2 separate regions of the Homo sapiens genome follow, and region 2 is linked to region 1. Evidence: chromatin contacts called from ENCODE Hi-C or POLR2A ChIA-PET data. All regions are on one chromosome and are shown on one strand. The core of a region is the stretch at or near the end of the contact, and the rest is flanking DNA. Distances in the headings are between cores, read along the strand shown. Region 1 overlaps MARK3 (microtubule affinity regulating kinase 3). Region 2 overlaps KLC1 (kinesin light chain 1).

Region 1 (5,923 bases), core at 1,014-3,513:
TAATTCGTTAAGCAGAATCCTTGGAAATCAGGCAAAAAGGACAGCATGCCCCACTCCTCAGGGCTCTGCAGGCCCAGCTCAGGGAAGGAGTTGCCAGCCAGCTCCTGCCCACCCCACCCATCCACCCTGGGCTGTCCCTCTCCTGCAGTACTGTTCTTTCAGATGTGAATCACTGTAACTGGCACTCAGGGTAACTGGAGACTCAACATCCGCAGTCTAAAATTGCTTTGCTGTACAGCCCTGAGGCTGAACATGATGCTCTACCCACCTCATTGTTTTTCCTCCTCTCTGGTTTGTTAATTAAACGTCCAATTATACAGTTAAAGAAAATCTCAAATGACACAATCTTACTACTGGAATAGATGGAAAAATGCAACGGGACACTTCTCTGTCTGTGGGGGACTGACACCACCCATGTGGATGCCCTGTGGATTCAGAATGTAAGCCTTGGTCTGATGTCCAAGAGGCAGCCTAAGTAGAGCCCAGGCCGGGGTCTCTAGGGAACACCGCGGTTTACCAGCCACTCCTTGGCATTTAGTCATTATTGCCACAAGCCGTTATTTATATTCTCATGTGTGTATCTGGTGGCCTCAATTAAGACAGTGAGTGCCTAGCATTCTTGGGAGTAAAATAGTCTATGTACCTTAAGTACACTCCATCCTATGGCCAACTAACCAGAGGTGAGGGGCTACAGCTTTTGCATATGCACATAGCTCTCCGTGTCACCAACCTGCCAGTATTCAATTTGGTTCACATCCACCAATACTGATGAGAGAAGCTTCCTATGTATAAAATGCCACGTTAGATACTAAATGGGTTACAAAGATAAGCAAAAGCTCTCAAACTCATCTGGAGCCAGGAAGACTGTAAGGTGAGACAACAGTGGCAGCACAGGAAAGGCTGGCCATCTCCTAGAGGGCAGCAGAAGAGGTGGAGCCCGCCGAGCAGGAGAACGTGACAGGCAGGATGAGACAAGGAGGAAACAGCACGGGTGGGGGTGGGCCTGCATCTGAGGAGAGCTATGAAGAGCCATGGGATTTCAACAAAATGCAATGAAGATAGGGAAGAGTGTTTGTTTTGAGTAGAGGGGATCACAGCCAAAGGGGAGGTAGGAAAGTACAGGATGTGTCTGTGGCATAATAAAGTACACAGACTGAGTGGAACTGGAGGCACAGTGTCATCACCCCCACAACAGCTGGTGGCACTTAATGAGCACTTGTGGTGGTCAGGCCCCAACTTACTTGATGCCCACGTAGGTCCTATTATGTCACCTTCCTATTATGGGTGGGGAAACAAACCAGGATCTAGAGCCTGCTCCTGGCTGGGATGGGTAGGCCTGGAGAGGGAATGCTGCCTGGCACTCACCCTAGTGCTCTGCCTTGATGGGGCAGCAGAGCTGGGGCTGCTGGGGCAGCCTGGACCACGCCACTCAGGGCCTCGCAGGGACGTGGCCAGGTGAAATAGTGGAGGTCACTGAAGGTTTTAATTCAGAAAGGTCATATGACCAGAAGCGGGCTTTTAGAAAGACCAAAAGGACAAACGGTGAATGAGGACCTGAAATAGCCTGCTGGTGACTGGCATAAAAAAAGGGCACAAGTGGAAGAGACCTAGAACAAGGGACATAGAGTCCTAAGGCTACCTGGTGATTGCCTCCCCTCAAATCCATGCAATGATAACTATACAAAATGGAAAAGCAAGGCTGGGTGCGGGGGCTCATGTCTGTCATCCCAGCACTTTGGGAGGTTGAGGTGGGAGGTTCACTTGAGCCTAGGAGTTTGAGACCAGCCCGGCCAACATGGCGAGACCCCCATCTCTACAGAAAATACAAAAATTAGCCAGCATGGTGGCAGTGCCTGTGGTTCCAGATACTCAGGAGGCTGAGGTGGGAGGATCGCATAAGCCTGGGAACTCGAGTAAGCCCTGATCACGCCACTACACTCCAGACTGGGTGACAGAGCGACACCGTGTCTCAGAAAAAAAAAAAAGAAAAGCAAAACACTCAACTATATAATCACCATTCTTAGAAGAAAACATATCTAGTTTGAAATATGGACATTCTATTAAGTACTTTGCTTTTATTCCTTGTGAAGAGAACCATGTGAGGGGTCAGTGATGAACTGAGGGCTTATTTCTCTGAGCACTGCTACCCAACCCAGACCTCCAAAGGCTGTTAACGCCCAGGCAGGAAGGCTGAAGGCCTCGCCGTGCTTTGAACACAAACACAAATGTAGAGCGGAGGCCAAGCTGGATCTGGACGGTGCTCATGGCAGGCTGGCGCCCCCTTGTGGCCACCCTCTCTACGTAACTCCTACAGAGACAGCAGGAATACAGTAGGGAACATTCAGAAAATAGTCGCCTCTGCCACAGAAATGAAGTAAACACCTGAAAAAAATTTTAAGTAAAAATCATTTCCCTCACCTTGAGCCCTCATATCTCCCGTTCCTCTCATATTCAGTTGGAAGCCTCAATGAACAGAATGTAGAAGCAGAGAGAAGAGGGAAAGAGAAAAGAAATCTTACATGCCAGTACATGACCACCAATACCAACACCAACACCATAAAATGAACAAAGCCAAAACACGTTTTAAACACCAGCCGGGCTTATGAAAACTCTTCCTCTCATTTGACTGAGCCAGCGCTACCTTCTTCCACAAGGCTGCAGGGGTGTGCACAGGGGCCAGCTCCATGCTGCACACTGCATACATCACACACATTGCATGCCATACCGCTGCACGCTGCACACTGCACACACCGCACACCACGCACGCACAGCGGGCACTCCTGCTGGCTCTTCAGCCTGAGCACACTCGGCCTCAGAATGGGGTTATTCTCACTTTCTAATTGTGCCACACAGTATAATGGGTTTCCAATTAAAAGCCAATGAGGCTATCAGCTGGATTCTATATTCAGTTATTACCTGTTCTGTCCAAGGAAAAATCAGACAAGTGGGAAGATCAATTAAAAAATAATAATAGAATGGAACTGCCAACAGGAAGAAAGTGCTTTTCCCGCAGTTTTGACCTGCAGCTTGGCCTTCTGGTGACTTGAGAGGCACAGGTACAATGTAGCCCTTCAGGAAAGATTTCCTGCCTCATGTGTGCATTAAGAAAGCAATATTTTTGGTTTCTTGATTATCACCATCAAAAAATATGTTTTTCTTTTTTGAGGCAGGGTCTCACTCCCCTAGGCTGGAGCACAGTGGCATGATCATGGCTCACTGCAACCTTGACCTCCCAGGGCTCAGGTGATCCTCCTGCCTCAGCCTCCTGAGTAGCTGGGACCACAGATGCGTGCCACCATGCCCGGCTAATTTTTATATTATTTGTAGAGGCGGGGTTTTGCCATGTTGTCCAGGATGGTCTTGAACTCCTGGGCTCAAGTGATCCGCCCAAAGTGCTGGGATTACAGGCATAAGCCACCATGCCTGGCCTAAAAAATATTAATAAAATCAGAACACCACTTTCTGTAGTGCTTTAAGTAAAAATAATGAGATACTCTTTCTTCAGTGGTTGCTGGAAAGTGGCTTTCAACTCTGAAAATATTAAAACATTTCTGCTACGCAGCTGTTCACATTTTAATTTCTGAAAAAGCCAAATCAAATGAGGCTGTAGCTTTGAATTTTATGCTTGTTTTCTGTATTAGCTAATTTTCCTGTCATTTTAAAGCCTTTTGCTAATTCCATCCTCAGTGAAATAAAAATAACACAACTAATACTTACCTTTTGCATGCCTGTGGATAATCATTAATTGTACATTAACATTACTGAGCATCTCATTCTTCAAACAGGAGCATGCTAAGTGTTATTAGTATGAAGACAGAATTATTTGGATGCTAAATAATTCTACCAAAGAAAGAAAATACACAGAGCATGCATCAGCCTTTTGTTGCATGGGTACCATAGTCCCTTTAAAATGCCTGACAGAGTTAATCTATTTCTTTTCAATTTCCTTTCAAGGAATTAAGTATTTAGTTATCAGCAGAAAGTTTAGTTTATAAGGAAAAAACAGGGCCAGAAAGCCAAACCTAATGTTAATTGCAGGAGCCATTTGGGAGTGAGGATTGAAAAATAAATGTGTATATATAAATCCTACCTTTTGATAAACCTGAATGACATGTTTCTAAAAGAAATTAAGTAAAAAAAAAAAAAAATTAACAAAAATAACTCGCACAAATTAAACAGAAAATCTAATCAATTACAGAGAGAAAGAAAAAAAACAAAGCAGGGTTCCTTCTCTGGCCAATGAACAAAGAAATGCTGACATTTGTTGAAAAAGTAAAATTATTACAGGTAATTAAATGAGTATGTGATCTTTTAATATATCAAAAAAAAGTAAGAAAAGGTTTAGCAGTACATATTGACATTAGCTGTAATTAAAAGTTCTTCAGATGGACACACTTTTTTTTTTTTTTTAAAGACAGAGTCTCACTCTGTCACAGTGCAGTGGTGCAATCTCAGCTCAATGCAACCTATGCCTCCCGGGTTGAAGCAATTCTTGTGCCTCAGTCTCCTGAGTAGCTGGAATCACAGGCGCGCGCCACCATGCCCAGTTAATTTCTATATTTTCAGTAGAGATAGGGTTTTGCCATGTTGGCCAGTCTAGTCTCGAACTCCTGGCCTCAAGTGATCAGCCCACCTCGGCCTCCCAGAGTGTTGGGATTACAGGCATGAGCCACTGCAATGGCCAGATACACTTTCTAAGATAAAATTTATGTCTTATGTTAAAGAAGTGACAAGACATTTGCAATGTACTAGTAATAAAACATTTTTCAATTTTCTTCAGAATACCTTATGAACAAAAATCTTGCCTTATTACATAAACATTAAAAATTTCATTATAAAATATTTAACCACTAAGTAAAAATCATTACTTCTTTCAGGAAAATGAAACAAACATTAACATATTATTTGCTACAGTGGTATGACATAAATCACTTTTTAAGAAAAAAATAGGTGATTGGGGATTTAAACAAGTAGACTTTTCAGTCTTAGATCTCAAAATGAATAAAAACTAAGTGTCAAGACAACAGTATGAATTTTACTTTTATGTAGTAAACACGAAGAATTCTATTTAAAAGGGGTAACTCTGGTCATTAAAAAAATTTAAGGAGATGTGCAGGTTGTGCTGAAAATAATCTGACAAAATATTTTTCAAACTACGAATGAGGTTTTTATGATCAATGCGATCAGCTTCCCTGGGCAAAAATAGGCTGAGTTTGTTAATTTCTATTTGTAAAGTCCAGTTCTGTAACTGTACATAGCAGGCAGTCATCTATATCTGCTGAATGACTAAATTAATGAAATCCTTGGTTGGGATAACTTTGGCATTGCTTTAGGTATTAATCTACCAATTTAAAAAAAGTCTAACTACTATAAATAACTGCCAACCACTTCATAATCAGATCAGTAGTATACAGCAGGGTCATCGACAGTACAATCATGCATGTGAAAATCTTTAATATATACTGCCTAAATATAAGGCAGTATTATCCAAAATATTTTAGTTGAAAATGATTAAAAGTCTTTAAGATATATTTTCGTTTCCTAATTTTCTTTTACTTTTAAATATTTATTTATTTAGAGACAAGGTCTTGCTCAATCACCCAGGCTGGAGTACAGTGGTGTGATCATAGCTCACTGTAACCTCAAACTCCTGGGTTTGAGCAATCCTCCTGCCTCAGCCTCTCAAGTAGCTGGGACTACAGGCATGCACCACCACTCCTGGCTAATTAAAAAATGTTTTTGTAGAGATGGGGGTCTCATTATGTTGCCCAGGTCAGCCTTGAACTCCTGGCTTCAAATGATCCTCCTGCCTCACCTTCCCCCAAAGTGTCAGGATTACTGGCATGAGCCATGTACAGTGCCTGGCCCATTTCCCAACTTTTTTTCTTTTTATTAAAAAAATAAAAGGCTGGGTGTGGTGGCT
Region 2 (5,923 bases), core at 1,181-3,680, 150 kb before region 1:
CACTATTTTGGATCCGCTTTTCAAAATTCAGAGAGGCCCTGAGGTCAGGAGTTCAAGACCAGCCTGGCCAACATTTTAGTTTCTACTAAAAATACAAAAAATTAGCCAGGAATGGTGGTATGTGCCTGTAATCCCAGCTACTTGGGAGGCTGAGGCAGGAGAATCACTTGAACCCGGGGGACAGAGGTTGCAGTGATCTGAGATTGAGCCATTGCACTCCAGCCTGGGCGGCGAGAGCAAACACTGTCTCAAAAAAATAAAAATAAAAATAAAATTCAGAGGCCGGGCATGGTGGCTCGCGCCTGTAATCCCAACACTTTGCTGAGGCAGGTGGATCACGTGAGGTTGGGAGTTCAAGACCAGCCTAACCAACATGGAGAAACCCTGTCTCTACTAAAAATACAAAATTAGCCAGGTGTGGTGGCCCATGCCTGTAATCCCAGCTACTTGGGAGGCTGAGGCAGGAGAATCATTTGAGCCCAGGAGGCAGAGGATGCAGTGAGCCGAGACTGCATCACTGCACTCCAGCCTGGGCAGCAAGAGCAAAACTCCATCTCAATCAATCAATCAATACAATTCTGATAGGCCCAAATCAATAGTAATTTATTAACATACAGAACACATGATCTGTTTTGTTTTGTTTTTTCTTTGAGAAAAAGTCTCGCTCTGTCACCCAGGCTGGAGTGCAGTGATGCAATTTTGGCTCCCTGCAACCTCTGCCTCCCAGGTTCAAGTGATTCTCCTGCCTCAAGCCTGCCTAGTAGCTGGATTACACACGCCAGCCACCAGGCCCGGCTAATTTTTGTATTTTTAGTAGAGTCAGGGTTTCGCTATGTTGGCCAGGCTGGTCTCAAACTCCTGACCTCAAGTGATCCACCTGCCTCAGCCTCCCAAAGTGCTTGGATTACAGGCCTGAGCCACACCGCACTCGGCCTGGATCTGTTATTCTATAATCATCTTTCCTCTTCTTTAGTGAAACTGCTTATTTCAAACAAGTCTCCATTTTACCATCAAAAGTTCCTGATAACGTCTGAGTCATTCTCACTCGTACCTGTGCCTCACTCAGGCCGAGCTCCAACATCTCCAGTGACTTCCGGATCATGTTTGATTTCTCCTCCACCAAATTACTTTCATCATCTTTCTTCAAACACTTCAGTGTCTCCAGCAAACTTTGTAAAATGGAATTGTGCTCATTCTTCAAAGCTTCCAGCCCCTGAATTACTTGCTTTGTCTTAGAAATAATTTCATCCTGTGTAAGCTTCTCCAACTTGTCTTCCTTTATGTACACCATTGTGGACATGTTGTCATACATTCTGGAATGAAAAAAGAAAAAGAAATTAGATCCCTCATTACAGGTTTCATTTCTGTTACATCAAGTAAATATGAAAATTTTTTAATTAACATTTTATAGGGGAATAATAAATATGCACATTTGTAATTTATGACCTTGAAATACCATATTCTGCAGTTTCTGTTTTTCCTTTGCAGACACATTTAATTACTTTTCTGGTTTATGTCTTAATTCTTTTTTATGACAGCAACTGAAATTAATGCCAAAGATTAAAAGCAGCAAAACATCTAAATGGCATTTCCAAAACACATAGCCTCGGTGAACAACATTTTTTCTCAGAATGTTTGCAAGCCTTTTTCTCTTCCTAATGAAATGCAGGAAGAACACTACATTCTTGGTAAAATGTTTAACTGGACAAAGGCTTGAAAAGGAGTCACACAGCTGGAAGAAGAAAGAAAAACCAGCCAAAGAACATGGAACAGGAAGAGCAGCAGGGGAGGAGCAGACCTGGAAGACACAGGGCATCAAGGACAGGTGCAGCACGGTCACCGGGCAGGCTCACAGATGAGGATGGCACAGCGAAGCACCACCAGGGCCAGGCCCAGGGTGATGTGATGCAATGTCTGGAAGGGGCTTTCAAACACCAAAGTGAGAAAGAAAAGGGGGAGGAAAGGGGAATATAAAAACAGCATCATTTGTGCTGTTGTGCCTGACAGCCGCTGTCACTGAGCAATGGTTCCCTCTGCTAGCCTCTCTCCTTTTTTCTAAGTCTTAAAAACCCATAGTTAAGTTTAAAAAACAGAAAGATAGTGAGCAGTGATCTTTTTCGGCACAGTGACAGGGATGGAGGCAAGATTACACGTCAGAGTTATTTCCTTCACAGCACTGCCACTGTCTAAAATCTCACGATTCATTAAGTGTCTAATGTCACCTTGAATATAAGCTCTTATTTAAAAAGGCAGGACAGCCAGGCATGGTGGCTCATTCCTATAATTCCAGCACTTTGGGAGGCCAAGGCAGGCGGATCACTTGATGGCAGGAGTTCAAAACCAGCCGGCCAACACGGCGAAACCCTGTCTCAACTAAAAATACAAAAATTAGGTGAGTGTGCTGGCACACGCCTGTGGTCCCAGCTACTCAGGGGGCTGAGGCACGAGAATCACTTGAGCCCGGGAGGCAGAGGTTGCAGTGAGCCAAGATCTCACTACTGCACTCCAGCCTGGGTGACAGAGCGAGACTCTGCCTAAATAAATAAATAAAAATAAATGAAGTAAAATTAGCTGGGTGGTATGTGCAGGTATTCCTTGCTACCCAGGAGGCTCAGTGAGGCACAAGGATCGCTTGAGTCCAGGAATTTGAGGTGACAGTCAGCTATGATGGTACCTCTGCACTCTAGCCTGGGTGACGGAGCAAGACCCTGTCTCTTTAAAAAATTCCCAAAAAAAGAAAAAAGGCAGGGACTTGATCTTGTAGGACTCCACAGCTTCTAGAGGCAGCTCCTGGCCCAGAAAGTCCATGTAGTGAATGGATGGACTGACAGACGCTGCATGAAGGGAAGAAAAGCTGAATCAGCAGATACAGACTATATATTCCAGGATTTTGGGGTGAAGCTATGAGTGCTTGAGAATAGGGTCACGTTAGTCTCTGCATCACACACTGGAAAAATGATTTTCTTTTTCCATACATATGAAGACTGAATTCCTTTTAAAATTTGGAAGTTGTCTGTAAGACTATTCAGAAATCCACCTCCACTCCACTAACAAAGAGGCCAGAAAACAACAAAACAACAAACGCCGACCGGGCACGGTGGCTCATGCCTGTAATCCCAGCACTTTGGGAGGCGAAGGCGGGCAGATCACGAGGTCAAGAGTTCGAGACCAGCCTGGCCAATATGGTGAAACCCCCGTCTCTACTAAAAATACAAAAATCAGCCGAGCCTGATGGCGCTCGCCTGTACTCCCAGCTACTCAGGAGGCTGAGGCAGGAGAATCGCTTGAAGCCAGGAGGCAGGAGTTGCAGTGAGCCGAGATCGCGCCACTGCACTCCAGCCTGGGCAACAGAGGAAGATTCTGTCTCAAAAAAAAAAAAGAACAAAGGCCACTCCTCTACCTGACAGTATGTTAACTGTTAGTATTTATTTAACACAGGGCTCTCCAGCTTCACTGTAGCAAATCCATGGTGTGCCAGGCTGGGAATATATTGCTGAGTGATACTGCTGCTCCACTAGGGACCTCATCCATACTGTTCCATGATATATCCCCGGCCTGGCACTCAATACACATTTGTAAAATGAGTGAAAGAAAACACTTAAGGACCAGTTTTCAACAAACAAGATTAAAATGTACTAGGTTAAAGTGTTGATCTGAACATCTTTGAGGTTCCTATGACTGAAGGGAAGGGTCTTCAGGAGGAGGAAAATAAAACTTAAGGCCTGTTTTTCCACCCTGACAGCAAAGTATTTATGTATTATATCCAAATGATGCAACATATATTCTTTTATGTTTCCCAAACTAGCAGATGCAAGTGTTTTACTAAAACTTACTCTGAGCTAAGCCCTGGAATGTACAGATTAATAAGGGCCTCGCCCTTGGGGACATGCAAGCTAGCAGAAGACAAGCTACACAAGCAGGTGCACAAAGACCTGAAGGCTCAGGGACAGTGGCTGTGTGGCGGAACACGGTGGTGGGGGGCAATGGCCAACTGAGAGACGAAGGCCAGACAGAAGAAACCACTCCCAAGGGAAGCCAGTGTTATCAAGTAGCACCTCTCAAGGCTAGTAAGGGCTACTAAGATTGCTAAGGGCACTGCCAGCCCGGCAGCAAAGGGGAGCTGAGGCAGAGGTGTGACGGCACCCACTGCTGGTGAGCAGCTGCTCATCACTGCAAAGCCAGACCCAGTACCAAGGCTAGAGGAGCAGCACGGAGTGAGAGCACAAGAAACCTGCCCCCCAGGTGACCATGGTATAGATGTTAAGTACACGTGCCACTTCTTCAGAGGGAAACAGACAGCGGCATGTATATTTAGACTCGATACCTCTCACCATTTCTAGGCTAAGCCATTATAACCAAAGACAGCTTATATAATAAACGGTGCCAAGGCAACTGGCTATTTAGGAAAAATAAAATAAAGTTAAACTCCTACACTCACTATATACTAACATGAATTCCAGATTAATAACTAAATTAAAAAAAAACCAAGAAACTAGAAGGAAATACAGGCAAAAGTCTATATGCACGTAGGTCAAACTAAAGATCATTCTATGAATAAAAGTAATGGCAAGCTGGGCGCGGTGGCCGACGCCTGTAATCCTAGCACTCTGGGAGGCCGAGGCTGGCGGATCACGAGGTCAAGAGTTCAAGACCAGCCTGGCCAACATGGTGAAACCCGTTTCTACTAAAAATACAAAAAATTAGCCGGGCGTGGTGGTGCACACCTGTAATCCCAGCTATTATGGAGGCTGAGGCAGGAGAATCACTTGAACTCAGGAGGTGGAGGTTGCAGTGAGCGGAGATCTCACCACTGCACTCCAGCCTGGGCGACAGAGCAAGACTCCATCACTAAATAAATAAATAAATAAGGTATAAAACTGTAAACGACTGACAAGTCTACTTAGGACATTTTTCAAGTTTGATGCAGAAACAAAATGCGTTTCTGAGGGAAAACTATCTTGCAGCTCCTCAAGATGAAGAATTCAAAAGTATACAGGCGGCTGGGCTTGGTGGTTCACGCCTGTAATCCCAGCACTTTGGGAGGCCCAGGTAAGCAGATCACTTAGGTCAGGAGTTCCAGACAAGCCTGGCCAACATGGTGAAACCCCGTCTCTACTAAAAATACAAAAAATTAGCCAGGCGTGGTGGCAGGTGCCTGCAATCCCAGCTACTCGGGAGGTTGAGGTAGAAGAATCGCTTGAACCCGGTAGGCAGAGGTTGCAGTGAGCTGAGATCGCACCACTGCACTCCAGCCTGGGCAAGAGTGAGACTCCATCTCAAAAAAAAAAAAAAAAAGTATACAGGCTACCGCTAAGTAACAGGTAACACTGATTTACTGATTTCTGCAAGGTAAAAATTACTCAGTATCTAAGTTGACTCAAACATTTTGCCAGCCTATAAATCACACCATCACTGGACCATCTTCCAACTCTCATGCCGTGTATGCCTGGAGATGATTCAATGGAACAAGGAATCAGCCAAAACAATGCCTAGCAACCCACGGGCATGCAATAAAGATGTGTGCAATGAATGAATGAAGCAGCTTTGGAGCTAATGCATCTTCTTCTCACCTACCCTGGGGTGTGGTGGAGGCTCAGTCTCCCTGTACGTCAAGTGAAATTGATACCCACCTGACCTGGAACAATAGTACAGGCTCAGAAATACTCCCTTCCCTCTTTCCCTCTGACTGACACACAAGCTATCTGGCCCCAGGTTATTCTAACTATGAACTTTTTTTATTATGCTTTTATTCCTTAAAAAAAAAAAGTCCTATTTAAAGTTCCATTATTTACTCCGTGAGACCAAAAGAACTCAATGCAAAATCTCCAGTGTAAAACCTGATAAATCTAACATCTGAATTAAGCTCCCAAAACACAAGAAGCTGCCGGGCACGGTGGCTCACGCCTGTAATCCCAGCACTTTG

Evidence for each region. A loop is a pair of places that touch in the nucleus more often than their neighbours do. ChIA-PET counts read pairs that join two places held with the same protein, here RNA polymerase II (POLR2A).
Region 2: a map of PC-9 shows a loop between it and region 1 (2.2-fold over the local background). The contact joins two enhancer-like sites. A Hi-C loop is called at or near these places in 1 of 168 maps with a recorded cell type or tissue (PC-9). POLR2A ChIA-PET finds 5 or more read pairs at or near these places in 2 of 52 experiments (BJ and T-cell).

Annotation. Positions count from the first base shown.
Region 1 is chr14:103,496,696-103,502,618 of GRCh38, reverse strand. MARK3 (microtubule affinity regulating kinase 3) reads right to left here. Exons shown (of 18, transcript NM_001128918.3): 16 at 4,091-4,117; 17 at 2,419-2,463. Among named protein-coding and RNA genes, the nearest start is that of CKB, 23 kb to the left of the region's middle. Within about 2 kb of position 2,263, at least 9 of the 41 ENCODE cell types and tissues checked have a DNase peak (open chromatin) inside an H3K27ac peak, as active enhancers do.
Region 2 is chr14:103,649,954-103,655,876 of GRCh38, reverse strand. It overlaps KLC1 (kinesin light chain 1), which reads right to left. Exons shown (of 17, transcript NM_001394837.1): 2 at 1,052-1,313. The coding sequence starts at 1,312. Among named protein-coding and RNA genes, the nearest start is that of KLC1, 24 kb to the right of the region's middle. Within about 2 kb of position 2,430, at least 3 of the 41 ENCODE cell types and tissues checked have a DNase peak (open chromatin) inside an H3K27ac peak, as active enhancers do.